2 separate regions of the Homo sapiens genome follow, and region 2 is linked to region 1. Evidence: chromatin contacts called from ENCODE Hi-C or POLR2A ChIA-PET data. All regions are on one chromosome and are shown on one strand. The core of a region is the stretch at or near the end of the contact, and the rest is flanking DNA. Distances in the headings are between cores, read along the strand shown. Region 1 holds the start of LINC01038 (long intergenic non-protein coding RNA 1038). Region 2 has its middle 29 kb from the start of LINC01080.

Evidence for each region. A loop is a pair of places that touch in the nucleus more often than their neighbours do. ChIA-PET counts read pairs that join two places held with the same protein, here RNA polymerase II (POLR2A). Pooled maps may share reads with other maps.
Region 2: a pooled map shows a loop between it and region 1 (1.8-fold over the local background). The contact joins the enhancer-like site here to the promoter of LINC01038 in region 1. A Hi-C loop is called at or near these places in 1 of 168 maps with a recorded cell type or tissue (B cell), 15 of 37 single-sample maps with no recorded cell type and 6 of 50 pooled maps. POLR2A ChIA-PET finds 5 or more read pairs at or near these places in 2 of 52 experiments (AG04449 and RWPE1).

What each region holds. Positions count from the first base shown.
Region 1 is chr13:79,801,401-79,808,717 of GRCh38, reverse strand. It overlaps LINC01038 (long intergenic non-protein coding RNA 1038), which reads right to left and starts at 4,332. Exons shown (of 2, transcript NR_125785.1): 1 at 4,234-4,332; 2 at 3,036-3,393. RefSeq lists enhancers at 1-562, 563-1,539.
Region 2 is chr13:80,036,858-80,044,174 of GRCh38, reverse strand. No RefSeq gene overlaps it. Among named protein-coding and RNA genes, the nearest start is that of LINC01080, 29 kb to the right of the region's middle. Within about 2 kb of position 3,479, at least 5 of the 41 ENCODE cell types and tissues checked have a DNase peak (open chromatin) inside an H3K27ac peak, as active enhancers do.

The DNA of each region.
Region 1 (7,317 bases), core at 3,083-5,582:
TGAGGGGTGTGTGAGGGAGAGAGCATGGGGTCTGGCCACTGTGCACAGTCTGCTGGCTGGTACAGTGGGGCAGGCAGCTCCAGGTGCCAGCACAGGTGCCAGCTCTCTGCGAGGCTGCAGCTGGACCAGGCACACTGCAAGCAGCTTCCCCAGCTGGCACTGGGGAATGCAGTGGCATCTGGAAGCTTAGAGATGCCAGGAAATGCAGGGCCCCAAAGAAGGAGTCACAGCCCCAGCTCAGGAAGTTCCCAGGTCTGGGCTCCCTGAAGGGCTGCAGCTCTTCTCCCCATCTCTTCTCCTGCAATGTGGTGAGCAAGTGGCATGTTTGAGCCCAGTTTGTGTTACAGCTCTTCTAGCCTTGCCATTCAGCAGGCCCCAAGTTCTTGTCCTGCAACCAATAAGAATGAAGCATGCAGATAAGTGGAAGGTGAGCAAGAAGAAGAGGAGCCTTACTGAGCAGTAAACAGCTCAGTAGAGATAGGGAGGTCCTGGGGTGGCTGGCTCCTCTCTGCTGACAAGTCATCCCATGATCTATGCAGCTCTTAGCAGAAAGGAGGCCCTGGAGTGGGTTACTCCTCTCTGCAGGCAGGTCATCCCTGAGGTAGGAAGCTCCTCTCTGCTTCTGGTTGTCCCAACTTTCTCCAGCTATCAGCAGAAAGCATAGCTCCTCTCTGCAGTTGGTAGACCTGTTGTCAGCCTTGCTCTGGCTGAGCCTGGGGCTCTTATGGGCCCCAGTGCGGGGAAGTGCATCCTGATTGGTCCATGGGCAGCCATGGGCGGTCCCAGGAAAAAGCACTATGAGTTCCTCCTCTGGTAGGCAGGACTGGCAGCCTGGTCCCCAGGCTTCAGGCCTTCCCTGAGCCTGAAGGAGGGGCTTCACTGGGGACCTGCCTTCTTCCACCCAGGAGCCTGTCCACCTCCTACAGCCATCCATGGTGCCCAGGCTGCTTGCACCAAGGGGAACTTGTAGGCCAGTGCCGAGCTGCCCTCAGCACCTGCTCAGCTTCCCCTCCTGTGCTCCTTGACACCCAAAGCCCAGAGGGGGCTGAGGTAGCAGGGGGCTGGCATGTCAGCACTGCCCCAAGTGTGCGCACACCCAACCAGGCTGTGAAAGTGCCCGAATTCGGCCCCAACCCTGCTCTGAGATTGGAGCAGGCACCACAAGCAAGGAAAGGCCAGGCAGCAGGAGCAGACACCCCCAGCCTGTGGAGATGGGGGTAGGGCAGGTGGGCCTTCTTGACCCCTGAGGGTACTGACTGCAGAGACCCAGGAGGGCGAGGCTCTTGCCTGCTCCATGGAGCAGAAGGCCCAACCCACCTCCCTACTGCAGCCAGGGTCTTGGCAGCGGCCACTCTAGATAGGCACTGCTGCCATCAATGTTGTGAACAATGCTGCAATAAACATGCAGGTACAGCTAGGTGTCTTTTTGATGTAATGCCTTCTTTCCATTTGTGTATATACACAGTAGTGGGATTGCTAAATGGTAGTTGTATTTTTAGTTTTTTGAAAGTCATTTTGATAATTAAATGAGACATTGTATCTGAACAGCACAGCACAGAGCACAGCACTTAGAAGATGTTCAGTCATCGTTATGAGTACAATAATCTCATTATGTGGAGAGGATTATTTCTTAAAAATTTCCCAGTCCTTCCTGCTCTAAATCCTCCCTCCTGGTGGCCATTCTGGTTTTGCATAGTTTAAATGTATAAGCCTAGAGACCCCTCCAGGAGGCCGAAGGCCAGAGATTCTTCTTCCTTGGCAGAGGTCTCCTTTCTGTGCCCTCCTCCTCCAAACATCCTCTCAAGGTTTTTGGCTGGAAATTCCCAGTTCAAAATTGAAGAGTAAAAGAAGATATTGTGCCCATTTCAGACTCATGAAGATGAATTGCTAATCCCCTTTTGGAGGAAATAAGGCAAAGTATGCTTAGTGATTCATTAGAGAACAAAGAGTGTGCTAGTCTAGTGAGAAGTAGATGTTCTTCTGGAGGACTGGCAAAAGAGAATGGGGGAGTGGGCCGGGCGAGGTGGCTCACACCTATAATGCCAGCAGTTTTGGGAGGTCAAGGCAGGTGGATCACAAGGTCAAGAGATCGAGACCATCCTGGTCAACAAGGTGAAATACCGTCTGTACTAAACGTACAAAAATTAGCCAGGCATTGTGGTGTGTGCCTGTAGTCCCAGTTACTCGGGAGGCTGAGGCAAGAGAATCGCTTGAACCCAGGAGGGAGAGGTTGCAGCGAGCCGGGATCGCACCACTGCACTCCAGCCTGGGTGATAGAGCAAGACTCCATCTCAAAAAAAAAGAAATAAGACAATGAGGAAATGGGCAATCAAATAAGGAATACGGGGCTCCCAGACTGTAGAGAAAACATTTCAGTTATGGATCTGCATCGGTGCCCATCCATTGAGTGACACCTTCCAGAACTTTGACACTCGATGTGACCCCCACTCCACAGACTACCTACCTGCCTGCCTGGCCCCCTGGACTCTATGTGTGGGGGCTCTTCAAATGCTAACCTTGGAGAAAAACACTGAAAACTCTGGGCATTAAACTGCCAAGGGCTACAGTCAGGTCTTAATTCCTGACACTGGGTTCAACGAAGTTCCAAAACTAAAGTCTCACAAAATCCCACTGACCTGGGATTAAACCCTTAAGTGGGAACATTTGAATATTGTTTTTCTCACAGAGAAAAATTTTAGAAGTACAACAGGAAAGAAGATGAAAACATGGATGGCCAAAAAAATTGAAGAAGTGCCTACAACGTCTATGTACTTCACATATTTAATCTTCATAGAACACTGAAGGCAATATTGCTTTCTACATTTTACAGACAAGAAACTGAGGCTCAGTGATTCAAAGCCAGTCTTCAAACCCAGGCCCCCAAAGCCTATTCTATCCAGTACTTTTCACTACACCCACTTGCCTCTCGATTATATTTCTGCAAACTGGGCATTCTTATTGTTTCTAGCATTTTTATGACCTTGTTCCCACTTATAAAATAGGGAGATTAGAATAAATCACCTCAAAGTCACTTCTCAGCTCTGTAATTTATTAAAAGAAAGGATCTTCCTACAAGGCAGAGGCCTGAGGATAACAGGATTCTTTTAAAGTTTGGAAACACCCTGTCCCCTCACTTGGGGAGGGAGACAAAGCAGGAATCCATGGGGGAGCTGGTTGTGGGCTGAGAAACCAGGCAAGTGTGAATTCTAATCCTGGTGCTGACATTGACTTCCTCTTAATCCTCAGAGTCACTTTGTTTCTGAGTTTCCATCTATGCAACAAGGTTAATAGGACTCATCAATCTCCCAGGAGGGTGTTCACGTCTGCTCAGCATTTGTAAGGAGCTAAAGTCTCACTTCTGAGAGCTTGTGGCAGTTTTACATGGGGGGTACCCTAAGAAACAAAAATCATGAATGCTCTAATTCAGATTACTGAAAACTGCATTAAAAAATAATAGTATTATGTGTTTCCAAAAACCTGCTCAATTATCTCGAATATAAATTCATTTTGAAAATCAATAGTTCATTACTTGCTCAGATAGTAAGAGGAAACAATATGTTCCTAAAATCCAACCTATCAGAAGGCACATAGTAATAGAGGTTCTAGAATAAAATCAGACATTTTGGAATTCCACAAGCTCAGCAATGCAACGTAGTCTCTTTTTTTGTTTAAATGTAATCTTTACCAACAGAATGATAGATTGAATTTGAACACAGGCTATTCTCAGTCAAATGGTCAGAAGTTTTTACCCTGATAAATGATCAGAATTTTTTACCCTGAAGAAACATTCTGGAATAGAATCATCCAGAACTTGCAAATTTGCTCAAATTTTGAACGGATGGTAATAGCCAAACACACCATGAGATCTCCAGTTCTTACACTTTGTGAGGTTATGCAATCTGCTGGGTAAGCTTCATATTTACATGCCTTTTTGTACATGATTTGTATATATGTATTTGGAAATACACACACATACCACATACATACATATTTGAACACACACACTTTTTTTTGTGTGTGTACAAGTGTATATATAAATATATATAAATATATATATAATGTGCTCCCAGATCATACAGCTTTAAGCATAAGATTTTTTTTCCTGGCCTACTGTGATGAGGGTGCCTTGGAGAGGCAGGGAGGGGAGTGTGTCAGCAAGCTGTGTCTCTGCATCTGTATTTCCTCCATCCTCTGCATAATGGGAAGAGAAATTTTCTGACATTGCTCTCATACCTTATTATCATCAGAGACTAATCGCTTCTACACTCCCCTTGAAAAGTAATGAGACTTGCTTTTATTTTGTGTAGGTCTTCCATACGACTTTTTCTTTCATGCCTAACAATTTCCGACTGCCTTTCTCAGACAGCGATATAGCAGGGACTTCTTTTTCCCACTCTGGACTCCATTATGACATCACAGTAGCTATACAAACCACAAAGTGAAGCAAACAAAAGAATTTTTCATTTTCTCTTTCATTCAATAAGGCTGCATTTTCTGTCACACTACAACCTTTTGACCCGCGTCCTAATGGTGTTGGTCACCCAAGGGCAGAAGTTCAGCCATAGGTGAAGTCTGTGTGTGTTTATGTTGAGGAGAATGTGTTTGCATTCACTTCCTGTTGGCTGTGCTTGCACAGTGCAGTTGCTCTCCCATAGCCCTGAGGTCCTGCCTGCTGAGTGAGCTCCATCTCCTGAAAGGTTAAAGACAGGTTATTTACCCCTTCTCCTTCCCCCCAGTCACCAAACCCTTTTGTCACTGCTGCAGCTGAGCTGACATTAGTTCAGTTTTACCTGGAGAAGGTTGAGGGAGTATGTGCTGTAATACCGTCTATCCCATTTGATTGCAATCATTTCCCAGTCTGCATTTCCTAACACCTGTTAGTCTATGAATCCTACATGTTGCATTAAAAATGTACCTTTGATTGCTGTTTTAAAATGTTGCAAGCTAATGGAAAACCATGTATTAAATAATTGAAGCACCATGGAAAAGTAGATTATATGGGGAAAGTTCTGATTTAAATAAGAAAATCACACAATTTCCCCCAAAATATCATTTTTTTTCTCTTTACTATGTCTACTACCCCACCTCACCTGCTACTGCCCTGCTTTAGCATCCTGCCTACTCTGTTTCCAGGAGATGAACGCTCTAACTGCCACCATTTGTGCTAAGTAGCTGACTTGTTATGGGAAGTGTTGCTGCATGCAAGCATTTATTCATTCATGCATGCATGCATTCGTCTGACCCACTCAACTACCCATCTAACTATTCATTTCTTCCTCTTCCAGACAGGCCTGAGCTCTAACAAGTAGACAAATGTGAATTACTGTAAGTAGTTTGGTGTGGCTGCAGCATAGGGTGGGACAAGGGATAGGTAAAAACTGAACTGTAAAAGGGCATAGAGTTCATCAACTACCATAATAAAGAACGGTTAGACACACTCATGGCTTTATATCCTATCCCTATAGCCCTTGTCTGTAATCCCCCTGCTACATGAGCAGGCACTGTATACATAGCATAGCAGTGGCTTCCAGGAGCTTCATTCTCTCCCATTCAACTGGTCCCTAATATTTAATTTGGTACCTCTCCAGAAACACTGATTTACTCTCCCTGCTGGTTCTCTTTCCCCTCTATGTCTGTATGATACTCTGAGACCTAGCAATGGGCATGTAATTAACTACTTGACCTCTACTCAGCTAGGTGGACAGATGATACGCAATGCTTCCTTCCTTCTTTTCCATTTTTGCCAGGATTCCAAGTTATGTTGTGTGTCCCTCTGCTGCTCAGTGTCTTGTTTCATCTTTCCCCATATGGTGTGACAGATCACTACAACAGACCATTATGGATGGGCCCCCATGTGGGAAGATGCCCTACTGAGGCAGATTAATGATTATCCTGGAGTAGTGCCACATTCTGTTTTTCAGGGGCCAAATCCGGATGCTACTGAGGAAGTTTTTTTTTTTAAACCCATAGGCACTTAATTGTGCAATGTTATACTTCCCAATGCCAGCTGGTCATCAAATTATAAGATGAAACAAGAATATTTATAATCCTTGAAATTTCAGCTGAGCCTATGTTGTCACAGAGGCACTCCTTACCATATGGCCCTTCCTTTTGCAAGGTTCCAGGAAACCCACCAGGGCATTGAGTCCCAAGTGTTAATTTCATTTTGTCTATTTACTTCCTGTTATAGCAAGAGATAAAATACAATGAAATACTTCCATTCCATTCATTATTTTTTCTTTGAATCTATGTCCTCTTCAAATATAAGTGCTTCTCCCCATAAAATATGTGATTCTTCTTCCCAAAATGTTTCAGCATTTCTTACTGTAAATTTATCTTATACAGCTATTCCTTGTTTTTCACCTGAACTATCACATTTTCCTTGCCTATGATTACCTTCATTGTCTTCATTCTAGTTTACTATAAGCACTTCCATCATTTTTATGTTAACAATGTTTTTCCCAACCTCGATTCAAGGATCTTTGCCAAAATAAAAATATATAGAACATAGTTGTCTCTGTATTGTTTTGCCACAATGTCAGTAGAAAAATAAATTTATTATATATTTCTTCTCCAAGTCTCTTCTGTACCCGTGTACATAACTTAGGAGCCAAAACGTCTCATTCAACATGTAAATAATAGATCTCAGATATTTGGAGGATGTTATTTAAAAAAAAACCCTCAATGAGTGGACTTTTAGATGCAAGCAGTCATCATGGGTATCTGAAAGAAGATATCGAAAAGGAAGATAGTGGTCTGCCTGGAGAAGAGCAAAATAGCTTCAACTGCATTTTATGGTGAGTGCCGCCCAAAGATACAGCCATGCAGAGCTGCAGGAACTCCTACTAAACAAAGAGATTTGAAGGCAGAAACAAAAATGGGAAATTTAAGGTCAAAGTCATGGACAGTTAACTGAATAATTTATAAGACTGAAAGTGGAAAGTAAGTAAAAACACTTTTTAATGTGATTTAAATGAGTTAATTTAATTATGTGAAAACTAAATTTAGCATAAAAGGGACTATACTCAATCTTGAAAAGACATAAAGAAAGGAAAAAAGTTTATTTCTTCAAAAGCCAAAGAGAAATTCCAGCCAGAATAGACAAGTAGAAGCAGAATTAACTATACTCCACTGACCATACCCCAGTGGGCAGGTCCTAGAGGAAAAGAGGATATACATCAGGGGTATATGTCTCCATTAAAAGTGCACACCAAAAAGCCAGACTGACTGGATTCAAATCCTGCCTCTGCCATTTACTAGCTAGGTAATCTAGCCAAGTTGTCTAACCTCTTCATGTCTCAGTTTCCTCATCTGTAA
Region 2 (7,317 bases), core at 2,230-4,729, 240 kb before region 1:
ATCACCTCCCATCAGGCCCCTACCCTAACACATGGGGATTACAATTCAAGATGAGATTTGGGTGGGGAAACAGAGCCAAACCATATCACCAAGGATTATGGCAGGATAGATAGATAGATCTAGAGAGAGAACAGTTCTGATCATATTTCTGCCCTTCATTTATTCACAGATATTTATCAGAATTTAATCTGGTCCAGGAACTATTTTAGGTTCTAGAAATACAATCAAGAGAAAGACAGACATAATTACTGGTGTCATGGCTCAGTAGGGAAAATAGACATTTAAGAAATAATTACAAAAATAACTTACGATTGTGATACAAGAGATAACGGATAAGTATAAGGTTTTTCTGAGAGCATATACCGGGCTGAACCTGGCCCCATCTGGTCTAGTAGGACTAGGAAGTCATGTTTTAAGCCTAGACTTGAATGATGGTTGATTGAAACTCAGGAAATTATAACAGTGAGAGAAGAGTAAGTAAGAGGAGCGGCATAAGGAAAGACACCCAGGTGAGAAGAAATTTGACACAATGAAGGAACAAAAAGAAAATGACATGGCCAAGAGGTGGTGAGGGGGAGCTCAGCTGAAACGTGGGCAGAGGCCAGGTGCTACAGACCTTGGAGGCCATTTGATAATTGTGACTTTACCTGAAGAACAAGGGGAAGTCACTGAGGGAAGTTCAGTAGGGGGAGACATGGTCAGATTGGCATTTTAGGAAGGTCACAGTTGCTATTTGGAGGAGAAGATTGAGATGACTGGAAAGTCTTCAGGTAGTTTGATAATAACCCAGGCAGAGAGGTACAAGCCCCATAAAGGCTCTCAAGAATAGGGGCTCAATCAATGTTTCCAGCCAAATTTCTATTTACCGAATAGGGAAATTACATAGAGAAATTAGATGACTGTTTTTTCCCAAACACATTTGAGGGCTTGTAGTCTCCAAGCACTTTGCTCCCTATGTTTGGAAAGATCTCTGCCTCCAGCTTTATTATTTAGTTTTCATCCACTATCTTGAAAGTATTTTTTTTTTTCCCTGAAGACATTATTGGCTCTCATTAGTGAATCTAATTTTCCTTTCTTAGTGTCCAAGGATTTCTTTTTTTAAGAATATGAGATAAAAATGTTGAGGATACATGCCTCAGAGGCCTTTCCAGGGTTTTAGCATGCCGGTAGCTGGATAGTACGAAGTTACTCTATAGAGAAAATTCTACAAGGGAGGTGGAGAATGTGCCAGTAGTGGAAGGCACAAAAGGGTCAGGGTCTGAGAAATGGTAAAGGAGTCCCAGCTAGAATTAGGTTCCTCTGTGACTAACAGCCACCAAATAACAGTACCTCAAAAGTTGACTTCTCTTTCTTGTAAAAAGTCTAGTGGCAGATAGTCTAGACACCTAAGGTAATTCTAGAAACCTACACTTGATCTATGTTTTTGCTCAGCCAAACTCAACGTGTGACTTCCATTAGATGGCTGAAGATGGCTGTTTCGCTGCATCAATGTGTGACTTTCAATAGATGATCGAAGATGGCTGTTTGGCACTGTGTCTGAATTAAGCCAGAAGGAAGGAGGAAGAAGATGAAGAAAAGGCATGCCTCTACCCCTTAGGACCACGTCTCTGAAGCTGTATACAACATTTCTGCTCTCATATAATTGGGCAGAACTTAGTCATAGAGCTACATGTAGTTGCAAGGGAAGCTATATGCACTAATGTGCTTAGTTAAACATTGGGATTCTCTTACTAAGGTACATAAGGAGAACATATATTTGGAGAGGCAACTATCCATCTCTGCCACAAGATCTGAAACAATTATTGTGAGACTATAAACATAGAAAAAAGCTCCAGAGATCAGGGGGAAGTCAGAAATTATTTGGGATTCCAGTGAATGGAATGTTGACCATAAATGAGAAATGATGCTTGGGATAATTCCTAGCGAGCATTGGCTTTTAGAGTTGGGATTGAAGTCAACCAGCTATAAAGAGCAAGACTGGGTGGGGTACTTTGAAATGTCATATCATTGTGTATGGCTTTTGTGGTAGTTACTGCTTCTTTTTAGAATAATTCTCATAACTAGGTAGAAAGCTCACCTTTGAAACTTCTGCATGCCTAATAAAATGCTTCACTCACACCCAGTTGTTTTACTCAAGCGAGTAGTTTTATGGTAACTGCATTTGGGGTAACAGTCTTACAGAAGAGTTAACACAATGGGCAGATTCCAGGTGTGCTGTCATTTGGAGGAGGCAAATCCATACAGACAAGAAGTAGATTAGTGGTTGCCTAGAGCTGGAGGAGGGTAGGGATAAGGAATGGATTACTACTGGGACTGGGTTTCTTTTTGGGGTGATGAAAATTTTCTAAAATTGATTGTGGTGATGGTTGCCTAACTCTGTGAATAGCAATGAATTGTGCTATTGTACACTTTAGGTAAATGGTATGGTATATGAGTTATATCCCCAATAAAGCTGTTAAAAAAGAATGAGAAAGACCGAGTGACTTGCCAAGGTAGTCTCTCAAATGTGTTGTTGTTTTTTCTTTGAAGCTCTTAACAAAACTTTTAAAGACATGCAAGAATCATTATGGCTCAGAGTCCTGATGGGAGTACCAGGCTCTCTTTTGAGCTGTTGTCTCTTAAAACTTGTAGCATGCCTTGTCACGTATGTTATCAAAAAAGTAAGGAAAAGAATAGCTTCAGTTCCTATTGCCCTCAAATCTGAGACTTTCAGATCAGAAGTTTAACCTAATGTCCTTGGGCATGGGAGGGAGGGAGGAGGTGTGAGGGGAGATCCACCTTAGACTTTAACCTCCCTAAAGGTGTATGCCAGTTGTAAATATGTGCTTAGTTGAATTATTCTGGGAGGATGCATCTTTATCATAGTCTCAGAGGAATTTATTGCCTCTCCCACCCCCACCCCCAAAAGAGGGAAGCTTTAAAAATATGAAGTATAAAATGCAGCATATAAAAAAAAATCGTTGCCTAATTTATATTTACTTTGTTTCACTGATTGGGAAAGAAGTGAAGAGAGGAAAAATGCTGGGTTAAGGGGGGCAGGCCAGGGTGGTGATGGAGCGACTCATTCTCAATTTCTGCAAGGAGGAAACAATATTTCTTAAGACATAGTCTAAATTAAACTTGGTAGAGGAGGAGGGACTGATCGAATGTGCTTGTTCTCTCTTCTTTCCCTGTAATCGTTTTAGGAGAGGGAATGGTTTATAGGGACAAACATCAACTCTGATGAATCAAATGAAATGAATGAGAAAGTCATACTTCATATAAACACTGCAAATCAATGTTAGCCCTCCTTACCCTCTCCATTGAAGATGCCTGCCACATGAATGATTCATGTTGAACCATCAACTCAGTACAGTCATCTGCAAGAACACCAAGGGTTTGCTTACACATAATTACTCAGAACTGAGTAGGAGGAAATCCTTGTCTCGGATCATGGGAGATAATGGAATTCCAACGAAGGATGCCTTGGCAAAGTAGAAGTACTTTCCCTTGGACCTTTGAAATCCTTAATGAGTTGAATCATGTCAAGTAACAAAATAAACAAGGATGAGAAACATCAGTTGGGTTCGGTCCAAAGTCTAGCCTGCTTAAGATTGGGCTTCCCTCATCACTGCTTAAACATTATACAGTTTTCTATCAGCCAAGCCTGTGTTTTTTTTTTTTTCATTTTTTTTTCTTAAATCAGATTTCAAAAGCCAGGCACTAGCTGATGGTAATTAGTAGGCATCGGTTGCAGTTTATTCTTGCTGTTCTTTCCAGGCATGCATAATTTTTGTGAAGAGAAAAGAAAATCCAATTACCCCCAAATCTAGCCAGTGTGGCTCATCTGCTCTTGTGTTAGATCTTTAGAAATGGTTCTTAACAATAGAAATGAAGACATATGGTACTTGAGAACAGCATCTTGCAACCTTATTTATAATATTAAGGAAAAAAGCCCAGTCAGGTGAACATTGACATCCTACTTTATGAAAATCTGACACAAGAAATGTTGATCCCATAACACACGTAACATAGAGACTTGCTCATACCATAAAGAATTTATTGGTGATTTTATTTCTAGTATCCCTCTTACATTTTAAAAGACTCCCTTAAAAATGCTTGACTTGAAGCTTTCCAGGAAAGCTTACACAGTAAAACTAAAAACATCTGATACAATTTTGAAGGACTCAGATTCTTCAAAGCAAGGAAAGTGAAAATTTCTACTCAACTTTGTAAAGGTTGGGTCTATGACAAAATATTTGATAGGTTAGATTATTTTGTTATTTAAATTACTCCTTGAAATGCTGGTTAATTTCAGATTTCATTGATCTTTGAGTTTCGGAGAGTGTTTTAGTATTGCAATAGTAAATACTAAATAGAATTTTGGTAACAAAAAATACCCTTTATCATTTGGATTAACATTTTTAGGTCATGTTTTTCTTCTCTGTATATTTATCTGTGAAGAATAAATGACATTAAAGGTGAATCATACTAAAATTGCATGTATTGTTTTTTGCCCAAGAGAATTTTCTTGCTGCAAGTAAAAACACACAAAAAAAGTTATTGAAAAAATTCAGCTTTACATTTTTAAATAAGCCCATTTTGAACCCTTCTAATACAAGCATTGTTCAACAACACTTTGTGTTTATAATAGATTTTCATTAACCACCTTGTGTCTGATAGATACACTGTTGTGTATCTATCCTGATGACTTCCTGTTGGACATGAGCAGAAGGGCACTTCCCGGGATTGCAAGACCATCTTTGGCTCCAGGAAATTTTTCTATTCAGTGTGTAGCAAGACATTGATTATGGGCAGAATTCTCCAATTATAAGAGCTTTTCTTTTTTGTCTGGATAGTAGTTTGATCATATCATATTTTTGCTAAAGGATTCCTAACAGACTCTGACACCTTATAAATTTAAGTCCAAATTCCTCAACATAGTTCACCAGGTTCTCGTCATGGGACTTACTGTCTTCCTTTCACTTCCTCTTGCAAATCAAAACCCACCCTCTGTTTCAGTCAAGGTCTTCTTCCTGCATTCATGCTGATTTCCCTCTCAGAGCCCAGGCTGTCCCATACCCATTCATCTTTTCATACATCCAGTCTAAGATTCCAAAGAAAGCATACTTTCTGGACCAGGTGCTACTCTGGGCATCATGTCAGCACAAAGGTGAATAAGGCACAGTCTCTGTCTTTGAGGAACTCATAGTTTAGGGTTGAACGTGGACATTTAACCAAATATATAAAGTAACACAATGAAGTAAGGACATTCAAGATTAATTAAGGAAGGGATTTATTTTAGGGAATGACATAACAGAAGAGGCTGTAGTTGATTTGAACCTTGAAGAATAAACAGGAGTCTATCATGAGCATTTGGATTTTGTCTGGTAAGTTTTTTTAAGTCTAGTATAGGCCTTCAAAAATATTTGTTGAAAGAGCTAGCAAAATGCTAAATGAGTTTTGGTGGTGGGGGGTTTGTTTTGATATACTTTTCTTCCCCAGTTCTGACAACAGCCTTGTGAAGTTGGTAAGGCTATTAGAGCTATACAAATAAGATACAGGCCCAAAGGAAGTTGACCCAATAAGTGGAAAATCTGAAACCACATCCATTCTTCTGACTCTAAGGCCTTTGTTCTATCTACTCTGCCTTTCTACCTCCCTGAGTGCTCTTTTGAATTTCCTGACTGCTCCCATCACAAATAAACACAGAGCAGATACTCAACAATTGTTTATTGATTGAGAGAAGCATATAACTTTGATGTCAAAATTTTAATACAGATTTTCCAAGCCCTTTAATAGCCCCTAAACTGGACTTTATATTTCTTTAACTTGGCCCGTTGACATTTCTCAGTCTTTATACTTCCTGAGGCAGGGATAAACTGCTTGCTTATTTGAAAACAAAAGCATGCAGACTATAGGCCATCAATAGTGACCGTGTTGAAGAATCTCACTCCTAAGCTATAGTCAGAATAGTGTTAGAAGGAAAAACAAGAGGCGGAGGCATGTCCACAACCATATAGGAACTTCTCAGAAGCCACTTATCTCTTGGGCAAATAATACCAATTACTCTGCAAGTTTTCTCTATAGCTCTAGGGCATGGTGTGACACTTTTTAGTTGCCCAAGTGCTACTTTCAGAGGTTCAAAACCACAGAATGGATATTCATTTCCACGACTGCATTAATGTATCTCCTTACAGAAGGAACGGAAAGTCTTTTACTCAGTGTCAAGCTTTCCCAGGTCTTTACACTTGAGCACCCGCCAGCTTTTCTACAGGCAAGTCATGGGGTCATAATCGGGGAGCAATGTTCTCCCCAAATGTATGCTTTCCTTTCAGATAACTCTCCCAGAACACCCCACTGACCCTTTGTGCCCTAGTGATGGAAGAACATTTTTAGGTGAGATGGTGTATTTTACATAATGTGTTCCCAGATGCTTTCCATGAATGACTCAGGGCAGGGTAAGCTGCATAAAATTCTGGTGCAGCGGCCGGAAGAAAGCTGCACTCTGTTTAAGCATGAGTGTTGTGTTGTGAGCAGGCTGAGTAATGATGTTCTGTGAGTGACTAGTCTAAGGAAAAGCCAGTGAGTAGGAGTCAGGCTCTCTGACTTCAAATGTCAACATAGATGGAACAAAAATGAGCAGGTTAGTTAAACTCTTTGGGCCTCAGTTTCTCATTTGTGAAGCAAGAAAATTAATGCCTATTTTTGCCCATTTGACTATAGTGGCAGGAAAGGTCATGTGTAAAGTCAAGTTGACTCTTATTTATTGAATGTTTCACAAAAGAAGCATACATGTCATCAGAGAATATGCCTGAAGAAAAAAGAGATTGTTTCAACCAATGTTTAGTGTCTGGTGCCAGGGATATGGTAGTAAACAGATGTGTTCTTGCCCTTAAGGGCTCATGTGGTAATTTAGGAAACAGAGACTAAATAATTAATTGCACATTTAATTATACAATTAAATGTGATAAGTATCACAGAAGAGAATTATGTATAAGAGTATAAGAACAGAAGAAGACAGTCTAGTCTCAAGAAAAGGTTCAGTATGGGGATGACATTTAAGTTGAATTGTGAGAGAGGAAGGGTAAATTGGGAAGTGGCAAAGATGTGGGAGATGCCTTTTTAAAAAGAGGAAGTGTTATACGTAAAGGTTTGTGAGGCAATTGCATGTGGCAGGAACCTAGAATTGAAAGCAGGACTTCGGGGCTAGGGGCAGTGAGTGTGGTACTACATGGTGCTGAGGGACCACTGGGAACCAGCTCACTTGGGGCCTTGTATGCCAAGTGAAGGGCTCCAAATGGTTATTATAGGAAGAATGAGAGACTTTACAGAGTT